2 separate regions of the Mus musculus genome follow, and region 1 is linked to region 2. A link is a loop called in an ENCODE intact Hi-C map of the cell type or tissue named here. Cell type or tissue: left cerebral cortex. All regions are shown on one strand. Each heading gives the region's core, and the rest is flanking DNA. Links, peaks and the distances in the headings are about the cores only. Region 1 overlaps Micu2 (mitochondrial calcium uptake 2). Region 2 has its middle 28 kb from the start of 1700129C05Rik.

Region 1 (8,000 bases), core at 1-8,000, 1.2 Mb after region 2:
AGAATTACAGTGAGCGGTAAGAAAGTCATGTGAGTGATAAAGTAGGCTGAGGGGCAGCGAGATGGCTTGGGAGATGAAAACACTTTTGTACAAGCCTGAGGGTCTGAGTTCAGTCCCTCGAACCCACGTAAGAGGACAAATGCAGTGGCACACATATGTAATCCAGCACTTCTACATTCACATGAGAGGCAGAGGCAGGAGAATTGCCCAGAAACTTTCAGGCCAGCTGGCCTTAACAAAAACACATTAGTAAGATCATGAGAGACCTGCCTCCTAACCAAGAGAAGGAGCTCTTGAAAGTTGATGGTCCTACACATGCTGTGGCCTGCATAGGACAACACTCGTGCGCACGCACGCGCGCGCGCGCACACACACACACACACACACACACACACACACGTAATAAGGATAAAAAGGTTTTAAGAGAAAGGGGTCTGCAAACTTGAAAGGACTTCAGATCTCTGCTTTCTAATGAGGCATTATGAAGAGCAGTATCGCCTCAGAATGGACAGTCTCCATCACCTCTCAAACTGAGTGTTTTAGGTTCAGAATAGCATAGCTTTCCAAAACATTGGTGGAGCTGCTTTGCAGTAGAACCAAGACTGATTTTAACAAACAAGACAAAACAGGAATCATGCAGAACAAATATCAGTGTCCAGTGCCCACAGGGAAGAAAGACTGTAAGAGTTCAGGTGTGTATGACTGAACGTTGACCTTGGAGTCACTATAGCACTGTGGTGCTCATGACCTTGCAGACACTGTAGCACCCTGGTGCTCAGATTCAGAACTCTTTGGTTCCTGGTTAAAGATACTAAAACTGCCAACTTTATTTCTTACCTCAATTGAGGTGTTTGTTTTAGAAAGGGTTTTCTTCCTTAGTTTCTTCTGAGTTTTGAGAGGAATGTGACTCCTAAGTCATGGTTCTTCTTTGTTGCAGGTAAAACACTGGTCAAGAAGCTGGCAAAAAAGGTAAGCAATGTGGGGGGCTGCTTGTGTGTAATCTCTACAAACACACTTTTGCCTTTGCCTTTGCTGGTGAGTGGTGAGCAGTGAGCGTGGCCTGTGCTCAGGCCCCTCCTGGCTTAGCTGGCTAGTGCGGAGGTGGAGATCAGCTGCTGCCAGCCCCAACCCCAGCCCCAGGCCTGGCTTCTCTTTTGTTCCTCTGGCTTGGCTTCCCCAAGCCTCCAGCTACTGCCTTTGCCTGGGAGCTTTGACCCTGGAGCTGCTGCCCACGACCTGGCCCCTCCCTTTTGTTCCTCCCCTCTTAGCTTCATCAAGCCTCATCACCAACCTGGCTTCTCTCTACCCACCTTTGCTCAGTTTTATTATTTTAGAATTTGCCTACTAACACAATTGCTGGGCATAGAATCTCCTGCCCTAAACTTATCAGCTAGCCTGTTTCAGCCAGCCTCCACCAACCTCATTGCCTATCAGCTAGTTCTAGCTTCCCCGAGATCATAAATGATAGCTGCATGTTTCTCATTCCAAAACCTAACTGAAAAAGCCCCCCCTACCTCAACCCCCCCCCCTTTCCCTTAGTCTCCTTTTCCTCCTGGGACCCAGAAGCCCCACCTATCCCTTCTACCCAGCAATTGACTCCCAGCCTCCTTTATTGACCAAATCAAGAACCAATTAGGGAACCATACTTTAATATCAGCATCTCCCCCTACAGGGGCTTTCATTTGTCTGTTTGGAGTGATATGGAAGATGGTCTTGTATACCTTAAATTGAAAGATTTTAATTTGTGTATTCAAAGGATATCGAGGATGTACTGTCAGGAATCCAAACAGCACGCTGTGGATCAACATTTTTTAGAGACCTGGGTGATAAAGGTAATAGTCATTGTTAGATTTCGTGTGTGTGTGTGTCTGTGTGTGTGTGTGTGTGTGTGTGTGTGTCTGTGTGTGTGTGTGTGTGTCTGTGTATTTTTAACTAAGCAGTATTAGATAACTAAACTGGGATATTTATGCCATGTGATACAATAGGTGTTTCATGGCATAATAAATGACTCATTGTATAAGAGATAACTTTCTCAAGTTTTTTAAGGGATTAAAGATAAATTACTAGAGCCTCAGTAATGAAGCCCTAGAAAAGGAATGAGGAACGTGTGAAGTGAGGAGTTGGCAAGAGTCAGAGAACCCTGAAGATCACCATGCAAAGAAGTAGATGAGATGAAGGCCCATAAAGAGGCCAGGCAGAATGGCCAGAGGGAAACCATGAGAGAATGCTTCACAGAGGCTGAAGGAACATGTTAAAGAGGAGAGTTAGGCCCGGCATGCAGGCAGAACCCTGGAACCTTGCCTTTGGAAGGCTGTGCCCCAATGTCTATGCGGCTTTTCCTGTACAGACTGAAATGGTGATGTGATGTCAGTCCGTAAGTCTGTATTACATCTCTGGATTGACATAGATTAAACCGTCTTTGCGTCCCTGGAACATAACCAACATGGTCGCGGTGTTCGTGCTCCCTAAGGCGTTCTTAAATTTAATTTGCCAATTACTGAGAAGTTGTGCCTGTGTATCAGGAAAGTCAGTCTGCAGCTTTCTGTTGCTGCTATATCCTTACGTAGTTTTGGTATCAGGGTTAACACCAGCTTCTCACAATGAGTTTGTAGTTTTCTCACCTTTTTATTTTATGCAGCAGTTTAAAGAACATTAACATTGTCTCTTCCTGGGTGGGTTCGGTAGAGTGAGGGAAGGAGTCTGGTCTTGGTGGTGTTAGTGTGAGACCCTTACAACTTTAGTATCATTGTAGATATGTCTAAATTAATTATACCCTCTTGGTTTAGCTTTAGTGGGGTACCTGTGTCTGTGTCCTCTTTAGGATTGTCTGGGTTTATTAGATATAAATGTTCAAGGCAGTCCTCCAAATGATCCTCTGAATGCCATTGAGGTCTGCTGTGATATCACTGTCACCATTTTTATCTTTTATTTGATTCATTGCATCCTCCCTCTCTTTTAATTTGACTAACAGTTTTTCTGTCTTGTTCATTTTCTAAAAACTTACTTTGTTTCATTAAGTCTTTGTATTGTTCTTTTAATATTCAGTTCATTAATTCATAACTTCTGCCCTCATTTTTCTTGCTGTCTTCTGCTTTGAGGTTCACCTTGTTCTTGTTTTTCTAATACTTAGATGCACCTTTGAGTTACTCAGGTATGAGACCAGTGTTTTTCAGTATATGTGCATATGCTGATATGTGCAGTTCCCTGGGAAGACCTGAAAATAACCCATGGTGCCGTCCTCAGGAACCCTGTCCATCCCCTTCAGACAGGACTTCTTGCGGGCCTGGATCTTACCAGTTAGTCCAGACTAGTCTGTGAATCCCAGTGGTCCTCTTCACCAAGCCCAGTGCTGTGCTCACAGCATGCTCTGGAGGAGCCTGGGTTTGTATGTAGCTGGTAGTGTTTGAACTCCCATCCTTGTGCTTGCAAAGGAGGTACTTTACTAACCGAGCCATCCCAGCCTGTGGGTCTCCCTTCTCCTTGGCTGTTGTCGGCCACCAGCCCTCCAGGTCAGAGGGAGCAGAAGCAGCAAGCAGAGTTCAGACCACTGAGTATGATGGAAGGACAGTCGGAGACAGCTTCCGTGAGACACCTCCAGTTTATTGTTCCAGTGTTAGGGTATATAGGGCTCTTAGGGGTAAGGGTGAAAAGGGTGATTGGGTATGACACAGTCACTAATTATCAGAAGGGTGGACAGCTAGAGAGGTGCTTGTGTGCTGAGTCAGAGAGCTCTGCACAGGGTCAGTCTTGAGAAAAGCTCAGACACCCTCTCCAAGGATGCTTAGGCAGAGAAAGAGAAGCCCTGCTGAGAAAGGGAGTCCTCTGGTAGACTGCAACCTTACTAGCAGGGTTCTCCAACACCAGCCCCTCTGTGGTTTTTAAGCATGGCAGTCATAGTTATAAAGTCAACAGATGTCTCACCTGTATCCCAGAGGTTCTGGTAAGGTGTGCTTCCACTTTTCTTTGATTTGAGGAAGTTGTCAGCTTCTGCGGTGATCCACTGATTCGTTACCTAAAGTGCATCACACAATATAAGATTGCATTGCACAATATAGAAATACATGTTTGGTTTCAATGGGTTCTTTAACTGTTGATTTCTGCTTTTATTGAGTGTGATCTAAAGAGATAGAGGAATTATTTCACTTCTTTCTATATTTATTAAGACTGGCTTTCTAACCTGTGATGTGATCTCAGAAAAAAGTTGGATAGAGTACTCTGTAACTGCCTTATTGAGTCCATTTGATCTGTGAGGCTTGAAATCCATTAAAGAATCTTCAGAATTAATTTGCTTTTGCAGATAACCAGGTTTCTATTCCCAGCACCCATCCATAACTCCAGTTCCAAGGATCCAGTGCCCTTTTCTGACCTCTGAGTACCCCAGCCATGCGACTGGTACACATGTATTCACCTATGCAGAAAAAAACACTCATACACATAAAAAATTTTAAAATAAAGGCAAAATACTAATAAAATAGTATAAAGAAAAAAAGAGACATGGCAGTACAGATGAAGATCAGAGAAGCTCTTTCTGAGTGCTCTAGGACTCAATTCTGTGTGGGTAATGGGGAGCACTGTCATTGAACTTGCAGACCTGTGTCTTGCCGTGATTTACACTGCTGTGAGCCTGAACTGGCCACGGCTTAGAAGTCAGCCAGAGCAGTCTTCACTTGAGTAACTTCCCTTCTTTGAGTGTAGGGGCCCTCTGTTGGCCACAGTTAGCTTTGCAGACTGTGGGCCTGACAGGTTTTCTCATCCTCTGGAGACTTAGGAGTTGTTATCCACAAGAGCCTCATACTTGAGCACCTCCCAAGTGTGTTGGGAGTAAGGGAAGAAAAAACACAGCACAGAGATCTCTATAGACAGACCTGTCTGTCCCTTTATGTTCAAAACTCACTAAGTGACCCTGCTGGAGGGCTGCAGCTGAAGAGAGAGAGTTCCCTATAGCTTCAGAATTTTGAGTCTTTACAAAAGGATTTTCTGGCAAATAGATGCCTCTTGAGGATGAACTACCCACTGGCCCCAAGCTTAGGGTTATCAAACTCCATCTTCCTCTCGGTTGAAGAGATCTACCCCTAGCTACAAAGAGCAAGGGTGTCTTCCTCCTGTAATCCTGACCCCAGCCTCCAGACACCTGCAAATTTTTCACAGCTACCTCACCCTGGGTCTGTGGTCAGTTGATTTCTGAGTCCTTGATTTGTAATTATATTTTGTTCTCAGGTCCCCAAGGTATCAGTCTTAAATAGTAGGTTCCTAGTCAAGATGGCACCCAGCTATAGCCCTCCAAGTCATGAGGAATGCTTTGCATACTTGAATGTAGGTCTTTACTGTCCATACACACAGTATGGAACTGCTCAGCACTGTGGACCATGCTTTCTCACCAAAACCCAACTGTGAGCTTGTGTGCTGAGCAGTATTGCTCTTCACCGTGGCCACCTGTGTTTCCTTTTGGATAGGCTTCTGCTCCCGACCCCCACACACTGGAGCTGCACCACCAGAACTATTTGGCTTTGAATCCCCGGTGGACAAGCTCTCCAGTCACTCCTTTGTGATGTCGACTGCTGGTCCCTTTCTCCCTCTGGAATCCAGTCTGCTATATTTGATCCTGGCTCTTCGCCTCTATCATTCACATAAACCAGCTACTAGGCTACCATTTTTGTCCTGAGTACTTGGTTCTTGGAGTGATATAGGTTAGTGAGGGAATGAGATCTGTAGCCATGTTGCAAATTTTTGAGAACTGGGTGTCATCATGAGAAAAGAATGTGAAATCTGGTTGAAAGACCTACACACAAGCAGAGGAGTTAGGAGGAGGAAGCTGATAGTGAAGACATAGAGTTGAGGGCATATTAGTTTAGTTAGAATGGAGAGCATATTTCTTATTGATGAAAGAGAAAGGGGTTTCCGGTTTCAGCAAGACAGAATCCTGGAAAGTAGGGAAAGAGGATTCTTTGAAAGCCAAAAGGACTGTCGTGCCATCAGCTGCTAGGTTTTCTGTTGTGCCAGGAGGGAAGAATGAATAGATGATGCCCATCTGGCATACTGTGTTTGCAAATTAATAGCAAGTATTGGGGAACAGCCTAGACAAAACAGAATAATAGGGCTTATGTGTAGAGGAAGGAGGTTGGAAGAAACTTCTATGGTAAGGAAATAATACAAGAATTTTGAGAAGCCTTAAGCAGAGACATAGTTCATGAAGCATAGAGTCAATGGTTAGCAGTTGATTATCCTCCTGCATCTCACATGGAGCAGTAGAATGCTGCAGTTGAATTAAGCTGGGGTTATGTTGGGCAAGTAGAGGACAGTCCTGGAGGAAACCATTAAGAATATTGACTACTTAGAAAAAGTTTGATTAATTATTCGTGGATCCTAAACTGGACAATAGAGAAGGAAGTCAGATAGGATGAAAGAGGAAACAAATAGAAAGTCAAGAGAAAGCTGCCAGTGAAGTTAGAAAGTAAACACAGTGGAGAAAGAGTTCGTTTGAACTAAAATAAACATTTAGAAAACTTCAAAATAGCTCTAGGGGAATGGCTCGGTGGTATAGAGCCCCTGGCTAACAGGTAAGGTCCTGAGTTTGATCTCCAGGGCCTATTCCAAATAAATACACATATATACATAATTCTGCATATTAGTAAATATTAATCAGTAGCTGCTTTGTCAGTTTCTGTTCACCTCTCAGTATGACAATATACAGTGGAGAGCACAGAATTTCATTATATTACATATACTAAATTACCCAGTGATATTTACACTGCAGTAACCCCTGTAGCAGGAGATCTCAACCTGTACCTCACAGATGAGTCCCATATCAGCTATCTTGCATATTAGACATTTATGTTACCATTCATAACAGTAAAAAAATTACAGTTATGAAGTAACAACAAAATAATTGTATGGTTGGAGGTCACCAGAACATGAGGAACTGTATTAAAGGGTCTCAGCATAAGGAGGGTTGAGAACCACTGCTCTATTGGATCCCTCCAAACCAAAACACCAGACTAAACCTATGTGCTTTAATAAAGAGATGATAATCTACAATTTTCATATTGGGGATTTGCAGGAATGTATGTGTTCTGAAGTCGAGAGACTCAAACATTTCCCTGTATTTATGACAAGGAGGAGGCAAAGAAAGATCAATTCTGGCATCCATGCCTTCTCCATGGTCCCTTTTCAGTCAGTCTAGACCCAGCCATTGGACAGGGCCATCCCTCTCAGCTACACCTCTCTGCGGATGCCTTCCTGCCATACCATGGCCTTATCTTAACAGGGATTCCAAAGTCAGCCAAGCTAATTCATAATGGACTTTAGCAAATAAAAAAACTTTGAGGAAGGACTTAACAGGAATGTTTGTTTGTTTTAGTTTTCCATTGAAATATAAATTTCTAGGGAAGAAGGAAAGATTCAACAGCTGTTTTACTCACGTGCACATTATCAATGTTAATAAAACTGTGTAAATAACAGTTTACATTGCTCCATTTCACCCTATATAAGAGTTATCAGAATTGATAACATAACCAGCAAAAGGTAGAATGTCCTTGAGATAAAATAAAAATAATTCACTATGCATTACAAAGAAAAGTAAATTATAAGTTATGATTATTCTGCATTTTTAAACTCAGCTAGGTTCTCAATATCACACTTTGCTCAAGGATGTTCTGACCATGAATTTCAAGACATGTTGTTGCCGTTAACTGAATATACTCGTGTTTGAACATGGTTCCAACTTCTAAATGTTTCTGGAGGTGTAAGAATTGTTTGCTTATCTCTCCAAATGCCCCTTTCAAAATCTTTATTAAAATTTTAACAATATGTTTTTTAAAAAAAACATTTCCATATTTGGGCTGGAAAGATGACTTGGTGGTTGAGAGCACTGACTATGCTTTCAGAGGACCCAGGTTCAATTCCCACATGGCGGCTCACACCTGTCTGTAACTCATGCATATGGCGCAAAGACATATGCAGGCAAACCACCAATGCATATTAAATAAATAAATAATGAAAAG
Region 2 (10,232 bases), core at 1,124-9,123:
CCAACATGGCCATACCTCCAAATAGTGCCACTCCCTGGACCAAGCATATTCAAACTACCACAGTACTACTTCATAAATTTATCAGGGTAAACTGGGTCTGTAAGTATACATACCTGTAATAAAACCTTACCAGGGAAGTCAGAACCAAAATTTATTGGACAGAGCAAATCCAGGAAAGGGTGTAACTCATTTGGACTCCATGGAGTGGTGGACTCCTAGCACTGTGGTGGTGATGGCCACTACCAACCCAGTGTGCATGTCAAGGGCCTATGGGAAAGACCTATGCACTGTTCTTTTTGCACTCACTCTGTAACTTATATGTAGACACACACACACACACACACACACACACACACACTCATATTCACACACATGCATACACATGCACACACATAATCACATACACTTGCACATGCACACACATAGTATGCAATGTATAATTTGCAATGCTGAGAGTTAATATCTAATTAATATTTAAGATTAGAACAGAAGGACCTATGTTAGACGCAGCCACCATCACCAAGAGAGTGGGGCCATGTGGCAAATAGTTGCCTTGCTATAACCATTCCTTATGACTTTATGTTGTTCAATACACTCTGACTGGGAAAGATACAAATGTGTTTACCTATGTTTCTGACATAAGCACATTAAAGACACTTCAATTTCCTCCAAAATGCTACAAACAAGTGTTCAAGCCCACAAGTCTGTGGGGGACATTTTCTATCCATTATGTAATGTGCTGTGCTTTGGCTCTATTAAGGAAGGTGGTGATTTTAACTTCTGGTTTCTAGGATTTACTCAGTGATAAATGGTCCCTGAGCTAGTATCATAAAGAAAGCCATCTGAGGATGACCAAGTTGGTGCTTCATCACTGATTTTTTTCAATGTAAGTAGACTATGGTCCAGCCAATGTCAAGAGATGGTACAACTTCCATGTTGCTCAAAAGAATGTTTGTGTGGAACTTGTTTCCTATTGGAGGAAGCTGAAGAACCAAACCAAACAAAACCAAAACAACAACAACACAATACTTCTGGCAGTTGTGAAGATAACAGCATGTTTTGGTAAATAGTGGTTGGGATGTAAGTGTCAGGAAGGAACATGCATTAGATGATAGAAAGGGGTGTGTATATAGATGAGACCAAAAGGTAGGCAGTGGCAAACCTAAAGCCAACTCGTCCTGGTGCAGTCAAGAGCACTGTCCAGAAAAGGTAGAGTCTCTGGGGACAAAAAATGATGGTGCTTGCTCCACTCAGCAGCAGCGCAAGCTTGGATTTCAAACCCAGATGTGTTTTCTGATGGGAGTTGAAGGTGTGTTTTACCTGTGATCCCACCACCAACATGAAGGGAAACCTCAAGAGAAGGGAGAAGAAATCTGTTCATTAGGACAACGTATCCATGAACGTGAGACTACAAAATCTGGAAAACCTGTGGAAAGCTATGGTTGGTTCAAGCAATTTGCTATCCCTGTGTGACAATAGGATGATGCTATTGATGTGAAAAGGATTGAACTTTAAATTAAAATTTAAAGTCTTGAAAAGACTAGGGACACAAGGGACATACCTCATCATAATAAAGGTAGTTTACAATGAGCCCACACTTGACATCATTCTAAACTGGGAGATGCTGAAAGCATTTCCACTAAAATAAAACAAGACAAGTGTGTCCACTCTCCATGCTTATTCAATATTGTACTTGCAGTCTCAGCTAGAGCAATAAGACAACTGGAGGAGATCAAGGGAGTACTAATAGGAAAGGAAAAGTCAAAATACCTTTATTTTCTTCAGATGATATGATTTTTTTAAACTAAAAGACCCCAAAAGCTCCCCAGGAAACTTGTACAGATGATAATACTTTCCACAGCATAACAAGATATAGAACTAATACACAAAAATTAGTAATCTTCTTATAGATAAATGACAGAGAGAGAATTCAGGGGAACATTGCCTTTCACAATAATCTCAAAAATATGTTGGGGTAACCATAACTAAGCAAGTGAAAGACTTGTATAATACAAAACTTCAAAGTATTGAAAAAATTGAAGAAAACATTGGAGATGGAAAGGTTTTTCATGCTTATAGATTGGTAGGATTAATGTTATGAAAAAGGCCATCCTTACAAAAGCAATCTACAGATTCATTGCAATCTCCATGAGAATGCCAACATCATTCTTTGCAGAAATAAAACAAATTTAACTTTATATGGAAACAACTCTGAATAATAAAAGTATTGCAGAAGGTATCAATGTCCCTAATCTCAAATTGAATCACAGAGCTATAGTAATAAAAAAATCATTGTATTGGCATAACAAGCTAGACACATTGATTAATGAAATAGGATTGAAGACTCAGAAATCATTCTACACACCTATGGGCACTGATTTTACAAGGAGGTAAAAATAGACGAGGGAGAAATGATTCGATCTCTTACTGTATCTACTACGATGCAAAGAACTCAACTCCAGATGAATCAAGGACCTCAGCAGAAGACCAGACACAGTGAATCTGATAGAAGGGAAAGTGTGGGATGGACTTGAACCCATTGGCACAAAAGAAGACTTTCTGAACAGGGCACTGATAGCACAGGCGCTAAGACCATCAATTAATAAATGGTATCTCATGAAACAAACATTTTTATGTAGCACAATAGAAGCCTATAGAATTGGAAAAACCTTCACAAATTATATATCTGACAGTGAGTTAGTATCTATAATATACAAGGAAATAAAAATAATTAATAAAACAAATAACCCAAATTAAATTTGGGATATAGAACTAAATAGAGAATTCTAAAAGATGAGACATATAGCCTGTTTTTCTATCTAGAAGACTGGGAGTTTGAGGCAATTAACAGCCTGATGAACTGTGTTATCTGTGGGGCCAGGCTATGTCAAACTCTCACAACCAGGACCAGAAGTGGCTAGCAGTCTAAATGACCCTTACATATTGATATGCCCAGGGGTTCCCCCAAGCTCCCAGAACCAGAATCAGAGATGGCTATAGCCCAAATGACCTCTATGTTGTCTGTATGGCTGAGACCACACCAAATTCTTCCTCAGGCCCTTAAGCTAACACAGGTAGCCTATCCCTAGAACCCACCTTCTTGAAAGAAATGACATGACTTTGAGTTGAATTTTGATGTAATTATGCCTCCTTGGCCAATGGGAATTGTATTATACCAGTATAATTTTTCTAAATTATACAGTGTTTAAATATGCTGCAATAAAATACCTGGTATCAGACTGCCTGGTTTGATCCAGCCTGGCTGACTAACTCAAGCTAAACTGAGTTTTCATTCTCACCTCTTTGTAGATTGTTTCCCAGCCTATCATGACCCTTTCAGGGGAATCCCTCCCACACTCACTAGTGTTCATGGTGCTGAAAGGTAGTTTGCTGAAGGAGAAAAGTAGTCATCAGTATTACCCAGAACAGGGACCCACAACAGTGACCCACAACAGTGACCCACAACAGTGACCCACAAAAGTGACCCACAACAGTGACCTACAACAGTGACCCACAACAGTGACCCACAACTATAACCCACAACAGTGACTCACATCAGGCACCCACAGCAGAGACCCACAACGGAGTCCCACAACAGTGACCCACAAGAGTGACCCACAAAAGTAGGGGAATTCCAGGGAGGGGTGTGTGTCCTTTTACCTTGACTGGTTAGCTCTGTCTCCAGGGTCTGACTGATTCTACTATTGGTCAGGCTCTGGAGACTTCCCAGAGGGTTGCTTACTCACTTTAGCTACTTGTTCATACTTTAGGCCAGGTGACAAGGTGTCCTCGGATTGGCTGCCTGTGCCCGTGATTGGCTGACCACAGGTTCCTGGATCTGGATTCTCATTTCTGGAAAACAGAAACTTAGACCTAGTCTCCCAAACTGCCAGTTTGCAGCCTGTCATGGAGTCAGCCTGGCTCTGGCTAACTCAGTCCTGTCCCTGCAACGGTGCCCTGCCTGCAAGATATATTGGTGCAGTAGTTGCACAAATGTTTTGATAATAACCAACCACTTTTTCATTTGATTTAAGATCCACTCCATAAGATGGAACCCAGACCTAACACTGCTGAAGTGGCCAAGGACCTGAGACTAGATAGGTCATGGGCCCTGGGGAAAAACTTAATGTTATTATTCTGCTAAAGAAAATAGCAATAAAGTGACTCCTAATGACCTATTACTATATCCATAGATCAGAGCACTGTTCAACCCTCACCAAAGAGGCTTCTTCTTGCAACAGATGATAATTAAAACAGAGGCCCACAACTAGATAATGTGCAAAGAGAGAGACTCTCTGGAACACTTGGTCTCAAATGAGATGTCTTTACCAAACTCCTTCCTTCGAGGATTAGGGACTGACGTGGAAGAGTGGCTGGAGAGATTGTAAGATCCAGAGGTGGTGGATGAGTCCACAGAGACAGTGTCTCCCAGACACACAGGACTGACACAGATATGAATGCTGCTGACTATGGCAGTATGCGCAAGACCTGCACCAATTCTAGACACTCTCCCAGCACAGGGAAGCCTAAATAGGCACAAAGTCCCAGTCCCTACCCAAGGAGTTATCTGAAGTTGATACCTACTGGGAGAGAGAAAGTCAGTTTCTCCAGTGGAGTGTCACTATGGAGAGCAAGCACACTCCAGGGCAGGCCTGTGTTGGAGTAGTTGGCCAACACAAAATGAGCTCTGTTTTTTAACATGTGCCTTTTATTTTTGTTATTTCTTTCTAATTTTTAAAAAGTTTTGTTTAATTTTGAGAGAAGAGAGAATGTGAAGTTGGGAGGTTGGGAGTCCTGGAGATTCTGTGAGGAGTAGAGGGGTGTGTGTGAAAGAATATATTATCAAAATATTATATGAGATATTTAAGATGAAAATGAAAAGAGAAAAGGAAATAAGAAAAACACTAAATTTTAACCTAAAATTTTGAATTATGATTAAATAAGAACATTTCCCAAGCTGAGAGGGAGTTTCCCATTAGCTATGGCACACATCCCTCCCCTCCTCCTCTTGGCTCAGCAGACACTGTTATTGGACCTCAGTAGCTCCAGCAGGTTTCTGATGCCATTGTCTGAAGGTCTTTATTTTGCCATTATGACAGGGGCAGCAAGAACAGACGGTTTTGTAATACATGGTTGAGACCGCAAAATGAATAACTTTCCTAAGTCTCAGATGAGTCTTGGGAGCCTACAAGACATTCCCATGGCTGAAAGTTGGCTTGGGCGTATCTGAGTTTAGAAGCTGAATCTACTATATAGCCAGAGTTATTATATAACTCTAACTAAAATTTCTAAAAATTTCAGAAATATGATAAATAAAATCTTGGGTACATTTATTATTTTATACATTGTTAAACCTTTGGGGAAAGACGTATAAAAGTTTTCATTAAAAAAAAAAAACCTTAAAATTAACTAGTTTCTCATTTTTACCACACGATGGCAGTGTAAGCCCAGTAATATAATCATAGTGTCTTAATGAAAAAAAAAAGGAGGATTTCATTGATTTATGTACAAGACAAATTCATAGCTCTCTCAGTGTGGGCAACAGTAAGCTATACCTACATACATGTATGTGTGTGTGTGTGAGAGAGAGAGACAGACTTTTTTCTTAGAACAGCTCTCTCCCTGGGACTTGGAAATTAAAGACAGAATTTCAGAAATATTAAAGAAAATATATTAATCTGGAATGTAATAACTTCTAATTTATGTCATGTAGAAAATAAATTATCTTTTGCATTACCGTAGCTATCTAGCTGAAGAGTTATTTTTGATTAGCAGACGGAATCTATGCAGTTGACTCCAGTGTCTGTGAGTCTACCTTTGCTGCTTACTGGTTTTGAGATAGGAAACACAATTGAGATTCAGAAAATGATTAAGAAAACAATTAGTTTGTGGTGGCTATCTTACCCCTTCTTACTAACAAAGGAGCTAATTTATGAGTAGTCCATGCTCTCACTTCTCTTTAATTGCTGCAGCTACTGTGGGCACACTGCTGCAAAATATGCAACCACGCATGAAAGACTTGCTTTAAATCAGGGTTACGCTTGCTGTGTGTCACACACACACACACACACACACACACACACACACACACACACACACACCCCTTTAATCCAGCACTTAGAAGACAGAGGCAAGCGCATCTCTGTTTAAGGCCAGCCAGGGCTACATAGTAGGAAACGAGGTTTTGCATGGATTGCTGAGATCTTGGGGGTTATCTCTGTTAGCAGATGCTTTACTCATTTATATAGAGAATCCTAAAGATACTACCAAAAAATTAGAATAACTAATAAATCCATTTAAGTCACAAGATACAAAATCAGCATATATAAACAACAGCCTTCTACGTGACGATAGTTAGGTGCCTGAGAGAGATGTTGAGAAAGTAACTAATTTGTAATATGTCCAAAAAAATTAGAAATATATTTAATTGAGGCTTTAAAGATCTCTATAATGAAAACAAGACATTTATGAAGAAAAGAAACATCTTGTGTTATGGATTGGATGAATTAAAATAATTAAAATATCCATATTATCAAAAAGCGCTCCATATTTGATGCAATCTCTATCAAAATTTTATTGAATAGAAAAAATATTGATGAACTCATTTTGAACCATAAAGGACCCTGAATGGCCAAAAACACTTTTGAGAAAAAACAAAACTGACTTCATACTACTTGATCTTAAAATATACTACAGAGCTATAATAGCCAACAACGTGTGGCATTGTACGATAAAAACAGTCACAGGTTGATAGAATGTAATCCATGCACTTAAAGACACGTGGATTTCAGTAAAGGTGCTAATAAAACACATCTGGCTAAGAAAACTCTCTTTATTAAGTGATGCTGGGGAAACTCTGTGTCTGCATTCAGAAGAATTCCTGATCATTCAACAAACTTATCTCAAAATAGATTTAGATAGATGCAAAATATGAAACAATAAAGCTACTAGAAGAAAATGTAGCAGAAACGCTCTGTAACCTTCTTTGGTCCAGTGAGGATTTTCTTTGTGTTTGAGACAAGGCTTCTTTACCTGACCCAGGCTGGCCTCAGTCTCAGGATCCTTCTGTCTCAGCCTCTCCAGTGATGTAATTACAAGAATGAATCAACAAGACTGACTTCCAGAAATGCTATTTTGGAGAAGAATATAAAAGACAGGCAACAATAAGAGAACAGACGTTTTAAACATAAACTAAAAGGTTTTGCAGCACAAAGGAAGAAATCTCTGGTGAAGAGACCACCTGAAGAACAAGACACCATTCCTAAACTGTGCAGGAAGATCACACCTGCTATGTGTAAAAATAATAAACTTAAAACATGAGTAAAAGAAGCGAGCAAAGTATTCTCAAGAAAGAACTATAAATGGCTACAGGTATAATTCTATGTCACTAATTACCAAAGAAATGGAAAGTAAGATCACTATGAGATGTCATTTCATTCCAGTTACACAATTATTAAGGAAAAACAATCAAACAAAAAGCCCACCACTAGCACCAAAACCCAACCTGCCTCCCCAAGCAAAAGGCAAACCAAGTCAAAATAAGAACAATCCCAATAAAAGACAAAATGTAAATGCTGGGATGGTGGGACTCCTCTTCGTCTGTCTGTTGTTAGAGGTGTAAATTAGTACAACCATTCTGGAAAATGCTGTGGAAATTAAAAGTAGCAGAGCCAAGAGATTCAGAAATGGGTACACTTTAACTCCTGGGAGTGTACCCAAAGGAATAAAATCAGCGTGTGAAAGAGGCACGTGTGTCTGCATCCCAGTAGTGTTCACATTAGCAAAGAGAGGGAAACACGGAGGTGTACATCAACAGAGGAATGGATACAGAAAAATTGTGTCTGTCTTGTCAGTCTGTCTCTAAGTCCCACCTCCATGTACTCTCTCTCTCTCTCTCTCTCACACACACACAGTACCTTTCAACCAAGATAAGAATGAAATCCCTTCATTTGTAGAGACATATATGGGCCTACTTATACATTGTCTAATGCTAATCAAAAGACCGGCAGATTCTCCACTATCCCAAACCATTTTCATTTCTTGTTATGAAAACATTATATGGTTGGGGATGTAGTTCAGTGGTACTGTACTTGCTTCACATGTACGAGGCCCTATGTTCAATCCTCAGTATCACAAAACAAAAAGGAAAAGGAAGGGAGGGAAGGAGGAAGGGAGGGAAAAGAGAGAGAAGGAGGAAAGAAAATGAAGGCAAGCAAGAAAGGAAATGTCAAAATCCTCTCTCCCAAGTATTTAAACCTTGCAGTGCAAACCTATCATCCCCTCTCGTACCAGAACCCCAGAAGTATTTCTCCTTTTCGGTTGTGACTTTGTATTGCTAACCAGCTTTTAATGTCCCCTTTCTTCCAACCCTACCCAGCCTCTGGTAAAAACTTCACAACTCTCTAAGGACTCTGTATTCTTAGATATGCATCCAAGATCATAGGGCATTTGTTTTATCATGTCACTAGTGAAAGTTGGCCTCAAGCTGGTGCAATCCAGAGAGAGGCCCTGCACCTCACAGGGACAACACACTGATGGCCCAGTGCAGGTGAATCACCTTGAGCATGGGAAAGCTGGCCCCACAGCTTGTCTGCTGTGTGGCAGTGTGAACAAGGGAGAGATGCCCTCTGTAATCCTTGCCCCTTGCCACCTATGGCAGTCCAGAGAGCTGGCCCTGGGGTCATGAGAGCCGGAGAGTTGTCCGTGCTTGTCACCTGCTCCGGCACTGGAAGCAGGCTCTGAACTTCACCTGGGCAGCACAGTAAAGCTGGTCCTGGGTATGGGGGTTGCAGATGAGTCAGCCTCGAAAGCATGAACATGCAGGAGAACTGGCCATGCCTCTGTCTGCTGGGTGGTGGCACAGATGAGGGAGAGATGCCCTCCCCCCGCCCATTCCTCACCATCTATGGTTGGTGGGAGGGCTGGCCAGGGATTACAAGAGTGGGGGTGCTGGCTATGTCTCTCACCAGCTGCAACACTCAGGAGAGTGGGCCCTACACCTCTCTCTGGATAGCAAGGTAGAGCTGGCCCTAATTGTGGGGGTTGCTGGTGAGCCAACCCAAGTGTGTGAGAAGGGGAGAGGCAGTGGGGTGACTCCTCTCAGGCCCAGATCTAGGGCTTTGAATTGGCCCATCCCAACATCTACCCCATGGATGAATTGCTGGAGTGCATGAAGGGGCTGGTCCTACAGATCCAAAACTACAGGATCTCCATGACACAGGGCAACAACAAGGTATTCGAGAGGAGTCCCAGTGAGGTTTCAGTACTGATGGAGTAGCAGATGTTGGAGGCCTGGTACCAAACCAACATGTCTTTGCAATGAATATTTATGAGCAAAAATGTGTGGACAAAAGGGTGTACTGTGGGTCATACTGTGACACACTACAGCTTCCAAGATGAGATTTTTTTTTCGCTGTTAGGGGTGAGGTTGCAAGGGTGGAGGGCAATTATGAGCTGAGAAGGGATGAGTGGGATTGGGCACATGGTGTGGAATTCACAAAGAACCAATAGGGAGTATTTTAAAAAGTAAGACACGGGTATGGGTTTCACGATGGCATCGTTATACACATGTGCCGTTATCCTTGCTATGAACTGTTCCCTTGCCCCACTGACTTTCCTCACCCCTGGTCCCTGTATTTTCAGTCTCCATTTCCTTTCCTATGTAGTCTGTCCTCTACTTTCACAACACGGGCTTTCCATTCCCCACCCCCTTAAGACCTTTTCTTGCCCTTTCATAGTCTTCTTTCTACTTTTATGTCACACATGCATGGACATTGACACACATGTACACACAAACACATGAACACACACACATATGCACACATGCCCATGCATGCACTTAAATACATACAAGCATGCACATACATGCACATAAACACACACACACACACACACACACACACACACACACACACATGCACACACATATTTAAATCCAGTTCTAAAGTGACAAAGCAAAGCAAAATGATATCACTGGTCTTAATCAAGCAAGGATGTTCTTTGATACTCTGGAACATTCTGGACACCTTGATTCTCAGGCCTCGAGAATGGCACTGAATACACAGGTTGGCTGACCCATCTAATCATTTTTGAGACCGTGATCAAAGATCAGAGACAGGCACCAGAATGAGGCAGGGTCATGCATGATGTGTCATTGTGTTAGTTTCCAGAGTCACCACTGCTGATCTGGAGGGTCCAAGTCCAAGACTGAGGCATTAGCTTTCTCTGTAGGT

The links. Peaks named below come from ENCODE experiments on the same cell type or tissue, not always from the same donor. Only the 100,000 strongest peaks of a DNase experiment are listed, where the experiment ranks them.
Region 1: a loop joins it to region 2, with 2.7 times the contacts of the local background. A loop is called at or near these places in 2 of 42 quality-filtered maps.

What each region holds. Positions count from the first base shown.
Region 1 is chr14:57,947,968-57,955,967 of GRCm38, reverse strand. It overlaps Micu2 (mitochondrial calcium uptake 2), which reads left to right. Exons shown (of 12, transcript NM_028643.3): 3 at 938-969; 4 at 1,757-1,832. Among named protein-coding and RNA genes, the nearest start is that of Micu2, 47 kb to the left of the region's middle. In left cerebral cortex, for the core only: a CTCF peak has its summit at 4,703 (motif pointing left); a DNase peak (open chromatin) is centred at 4,691.
Region 2 is chr14:59,109,734-59,119,965 of GRCm38, reverse strand. No RefSeq gene overlaps it. Among named protein-coding and RNA genes, the nearest start is that of 1700129C05Rik, 28 kb to the left of the region's middle. In left cerebral cortex, for the core only: a CTCF peak has its summit at 5,424 (motif pointing right); DNase peaks (open chromatin) are centred at 5,226 and 5,427.